2 separate regions of the Homo sapiens genome follow, and region 2 is linked to region 1. Evidence: chromatin loops called from intact Hi-C (ENCODE). Cell type or tissue: B cell. All regions are shown on one strand. Each heading gives the region's core, and the rest is flanking DNA. Links, peaks and the distances in the headings are about the cores only.

Region 1 (2,811 bases), core at 133-2,632:
TGATACAAAACAAAAACAAAAATTAAATAGAATGAGCTAATCAAATATTTGGTATAATTTCTTTACTCAGTAGAAATGTTTAGAAATCAGCTTGGGATCCCTAATTTATAAGATGCTGTTATAATAATTTGTTTTATTCACTTAAGACAAAATTACCTTTTTAACCTTCTGAAACTCACCATTTCAACTGCTAACCAAGAATTAAAAAGCAAATATATTTACTGCAAGTACATCTTGAAAAACAAGGGTATTAATCAAGAATACAGATGCCAACAATTCTTAAATTACTTTTTATTTTTAAATAGAAAGTAATTTTCAAAAAGCAGTTGTAAAATAAAACTCAGAGGTAGACTTTAGGGAGTAGAAAAAGACAAAAATTGTGCAAATGAATAATTTTAAAAATGTGGTTAAAACTATTTTAACAATTCAAGGCAGTTTTGTGCTTTTCTGAGAGGTAAAAGTTTGTCACTGTTTTAGGGAAAAAATCAAATGCAATGAAACAGTAACACTTACTTAGCATTTTAACTACATTTTAACCAAAGTATTTGAATTGTGTATAAAGGCGCTCTATCAGATAATCTCCACAATACAATCAGGCAGGAAGGTATAAATATCTATTTTTTCTACATAAACAACAGCTTTAAAAATGAGTATTTTTTGTATTAAGTTAAAAAAAAAATTTGAAATCTCAAGACTTTCAGACTGGTACTTAAAACTCCATAGGAGCCGGGCGCGGTGGCTCACGTCTGTAATCCCAGCACTTTGGGAGGCTGAGGTGGGCAGATCACGAGGTCAGGAAATCGAGACCATCCTGGCTAACATGGCGAAACCCCGTATCTACTAAAAATACAAAAAAATAGCCGGGCGTGGTGGCGGGCGCCTGTAGTCACAGCTACTCGGGAGGCTGAGGCAGGAGAATGGTGTGAACCCAGGTGGTGGAGCTTACAGTGAGCCGAGATCATGCCACTGCACTCCAGCCTGGGCGACAGAGCGAGACTCCAGCTCAAAAAACAAAAAACAAAAAACAAACAAAAACTCCATAGGAAACTTGTAATCCTTAAGATTCACCATAAAACTTAATTGAGCATACCAACACTGACATTTGATGTGAGAAGAAATGTACTGTGTGTTTAAGTTTTCACTGATGAAAAGAAATGATTTCGGAAATATTTTTATTACTGGAGGGACAGAAAAACTGAAACTCTGAGAAAGAAAATTTTAGCTCATCTAAGGATTTAAAAAAGACTAATCAATTAAAAGAGTTTAATGCCTCTATTTTAGGAACTGATTTTATCAGTGTTGAAATAAATTGAGCATTGCTGTCTCCCTATGACCTGAAATGACCTCTATGTAATATCAGATACATTTAAACTTACTAGAATTACACGACTAAAAACCCTAGAGATAAAAATTATTTAGTATCAAATTGTTGATGTATTTTGGGGGGCATGGATGATTTGAACTTTTAAAATCTCTATAAAAATATTAGTGGAACTATTTACCTGATCATTCATAACGATCATGGTGCGGGTGAAGAGATCATGATGAGTAATTATGCCAGTAAACCACTGGGTGGCAGAGTCTTGTCTATATACTCTCACTCTGTATCCATTTAAGGAATAAGGACCTTAAAAAAAACACAAGAAACAGAAACATCTTAAATGGAGACATCTTCATTTAATAACTGCCTTTTAGAAGAAACATGAGCTAGTGTATAATAGTAATATATCCAACTATCAGTTTTCAAAAAAATGTTTTAGAAGTAAATATCCTTTCAAATGAATCATTCTGAAGTTACTATATACACTGCACTAGACCCACATACTTCCTGATTCAATAGAAATAAAATACTTTAAGAGAGAAGGAAGGTTTCTAGGATCACGAGTTAATAAGAGAACAGTTCAAAATGCAAAGTTATAGTAGTGTAGAATGCAGTAAGGTTATGAAGCTACTTAGTAAGATTGCAGTAGATGACTACATGGTTGAAACAGAAAGATTAACTTGCAACTTGATGTTTGTTTGAGTCTTCTAGTTGCCAAAACTTTACCATAAACAACTATAAATTTTGATTTGCTATCACAGCCAGAAAAAGTTGCTAAAAGTCTTAAAAAAGAGATTGGCTAAGTGAATGTATACATATAGCACTAAAAATTTTTAACGAAATATGGTACACTTTTGTGCTAAACTCACTTTTTCAAAGGATATTCTTGTATAGATATCCATTAGAAAATAATAAAAAATATTAAACATATTTATCTGCAGATATTCAGATATGCCTAATAAAACAAGTCACTCTACAGAAGAGGATACTGAGATGAAAACGATCTTTAATTCACAGGTATTAAAATGGTATCAAATACTTTAACAAAGAACTGTAAGGGAAAAAACTGCTGTACCTTAATAATTTACAAAGTGCTTTCAAAATTTTCAAGTGCTTATTTAATTCTCTCTCCTAAGTATTGTTAGCCCTTTTACAAAAATCAAGAAAGTGAGAGGTTGACAGATTAGGTAAAATTTTAAGTCAAAGATCTGGGACTGAATTTATTTTTCTGATATTCCTTCTTCTACAGTTGTAACAGATTCAACAATCCTTTGCCAGCTTTAAATATATATATATAAATCAATGAACTGTAGAAAGTATTCCATATGACCTGTAAATTAAATACTTTCATCTAGAGAAAAGTGAAGATGTTGACTGGCTATAATTTAAGGGAGGTGATGCGTAAACACTGTTTAGTAGCCATATCCATTATATGAACTTCAGTCTTTTCTAACTATTGAAGAATAAGACTCCATATTATTTTTTCTAAA
Region 2 (2,811 bases), core at 5-2,504, 160 kb after region 1:
GAAACAAACCCTTGCATATACAGTCAAAATATTTTCTGTAACAGTGTCAAGACCATTCACTGGGGCAAAGGCAGTCTTTCCAACAAATGGTGCTGGAAAAAGTGGACATCTACACGTAAAAAAAAGCTGGACCCTTACATGATATTCCAAACTTAAAATCAATTAATTCACCAAAATTTGTGATCTAAAACTATACAACTTTTAGAAGAAAACATAAGGGGAAAAGCTTCATGACATGGATTTGGCAATTTTTTTTTAATACAACAACAAAGGCATAAGCAACAAGCGGAAACAGACAAGTTGGGCTTCATCAAAATTTAAAACTTTTGTGCAGCACGGGCCACTGCTAACACAGTAAAAAGGCAACCTGTAAAATGAAAGAAAATGTTACCAAATCATGTATCTAAAAGGGGATTAATATCAAGAATACATAGAGAAATCCTAAAACTTAACACCAAAAAAAACAAATGATCCAATTCAAAAACAGGCAAAGAACTTTATGAATAGATATTTCTCAAAAGACATACAAATGGCCAAGAAGCACATGAAAAGATGCTCAACATCACATTAAGCATTAGAAAAATATAAAACAAAACCACAATGACATGCCATTTCACACCTACTGAGAAAGTAAATACCAAAAAAATGAAAGTAAATGTTGGTGAGGATGTAAAGAAACTGGAACCCTTACACAATGCTGGTGGAAATGAAAAATGGTGCAGCCACTTGGAAAACAGTATGAAAGTGCCTCAAAAAATTAAAAATGCAATTACCATCTGATCCAGCAATTCTACTCCTGGGTATATACCCAAATAGTTGAACACAGAGGCTTGGGCAGATATTTATACAGCCATGTTCATACCAGTATTATTCCCTATAGCCAAAAGCTGGAAGTGACACAACTGTCCATTAATGGGCAAATGGATGAAAAGAACGTGGTGTATAAACACAATGGAATGTTATTTTGCAATAAAAAGGAAGAAAATTGTGACACATGGTTTAACATGCATGAACCCTGAAGACATTGTCAGTGAAATGAGCCCGTTACAAAAGGACAAATACTGTATAATTACATTCATATGAGATACTCAGAGACCGAAAGTAGAATGGTGGGCCAGGAAGACGGGGGAATAAGGAACTGCTCTTTAATGAGTACAGTTTCAGTTTTGCAAGACAGAAAATGTTCTGTGTTTGGATGACAATAGTGGTAACACACAACACGAATGTACTTACTACCAATGACCCGTGTACTCAAAAACAGTTAAAATGGCAAATTTTATGTTAAGTACATTTTACCACAATTAAAAATTTTTATTAAAAAATTTAGCAGAGGGCCGGGCATGGTGACTCATGCCTGTAATCCCAGCACTTTGGGAGGCTGAGGCAGGCAGATCACAAGGTCATGAGTTCAAGACCTGCCTGGCCAATATGTTGAAAAACCCTGTCTCTACTAAAAATATGAAAATTAGCCGGGCATGATGGCAGGCACCTGTAGTCCCAGCTACTCGAGAGGCTGAGGCAGGAGAATTGCTTGAACCCGGGAGGCAGAGGTTGCAGTGAGACGAGATTGCACCACTGCACTCCAGCCTGGGCGACAGAGCAAGACTCCGTCTCAAAAAAAAAAATTTAGCTAGGCATAGTGGCACACATCTGTAGTCCTAGCTACTGGGGAGGCCAAGGTGGGAGGATCTTTTTTGAGCCCAGGAGTTCAAGGCTGCAGTGAGCTGTGATCACACCACTGCACTCCAGCCTGTGTGGAAAAGTGAGATCTTGTCTAAATAAATAAAATAAATAGTATGGCAAAAAAAAAAAAGGAACCAGAGCAATATGTTTCATAAGAAAATATATCAAAAATTATATATATTAGTATATATATAATATATATGAGTTATCTCTTAGTAATAGGACTAAAAAGATAATCCTCTATTACTTTCATACCACAGTGTTTTCCAAATTTTTCATCACTTTTTCTTTTGTATATGATAAAGTTAAAAAGAAAAGGTTGGTGATTGTTTAAGTAGGCCTAATTTCAAGGCTAAGAGGTTTTCAACAGAAACAACTTTGTAAAATTATGACAAAATTATCATTAAACAGTATTTTCCAATAAAAATTCTCTCTAAAATCAGTATTTTATGAATACAACAGAAATTCATCTCAATCTTAATTGCCTTTAAGAAAGGGCAAAAATTGGCTGGGCACGGTGGCTCAGACCTGTAATCCCAGCACTTTGGAGGGCCGAGGCGGGTGGATCACGAGGTCAGGAGATCGAGACCATCCTGGCTAACACGGTGAAACCCAGTCTCTACTGAAAATACAAAAAAATTAACCGGGCGTGGTGGCAGGCGCCTGTAGTCCCAGCTACTCCGGAGGCTGAGGCAGGAGAACTGCGTGAACCCGGGAGGCAGAGCTTGCAGTGAGCCGAGATCATGCCACTGCACTCCAGCCTGGGCAACAGAGTGAGACTCCATCTCAAAAAAACAAAAAGGCAAAGATTTTTCTAAAGCTTTATTAATTTTTTAACTCTGATACTGATGTATAGTTTTTCATATTATTGATGCTACTGCTTCGTGCTTTTGAGAATTCTCATATAAAATTCACCTATACATCTAATTATTCATAATTTCTCATAAATTGTATCCAGTTTTTGGGTTAAGGTCTATAAAATTAAAATCATGCTTTTGGGTTAAGGTCTATAAAAGTTTAAAATGGTTTAAACTTTTTATATGAACAATTCAACATACTCATTAAATATTTTTTAAAACCTACTATGGATAAAATTATCTTCTTTAGTTTGCTATGCAAAATTTTCTA

The links. Hi-C counts contacts between places; a loop is a spot of excess contacts. Peaks named below come from ENCODE experiments on the same cell type or tissue, not always from the same donor. Only the 100,000 strongest peaks of a DNase experiment are listed, where the experiment ranks them.
Region 2: it touches region 1 in a loop (2.6-fold over the local background); 4 of 110 quality-filtered maps call a loop at or near these places.

What each region holds. Positions count from the first base shown.
Region 1 is chr10:63,215,705-63,218,515 of GRCh38, forward strand. It overlaps JMJD1C (jumonji domain containing 1C), which reads right to left. Exons shown (of 26, transcript NM_032776.3): 5 at 1,503-1,627. Among named protein-coding and RNA genes, the nearest start is that of NRBF2, 84 kb to the left of the region's middle. In B cell, for the core only: CTCF peaks have their summits at 1,568 (motif pointing right) and 1,769; a DNase peak (open chromatin) is centred at 1,577; H3K27ac peaks cover 394 bases.
Region 2 is chr10:63,376,121-63,378,931 of GRCh38, forward strand. The region is part of intron 2 of JMJD1C (jumonji domain containing 1C); the gene reads right to left. Among named protein-coding and RNA genes, the nearest start is that of MIR1296, 4.5 kb to the left of the region's middle. In B cell, for the core only: no CTCF peak of the experiment used is centred there; a DNase peak (open chromatin) is centred at 1,121; H3K4me3 peaks cover 962 bases.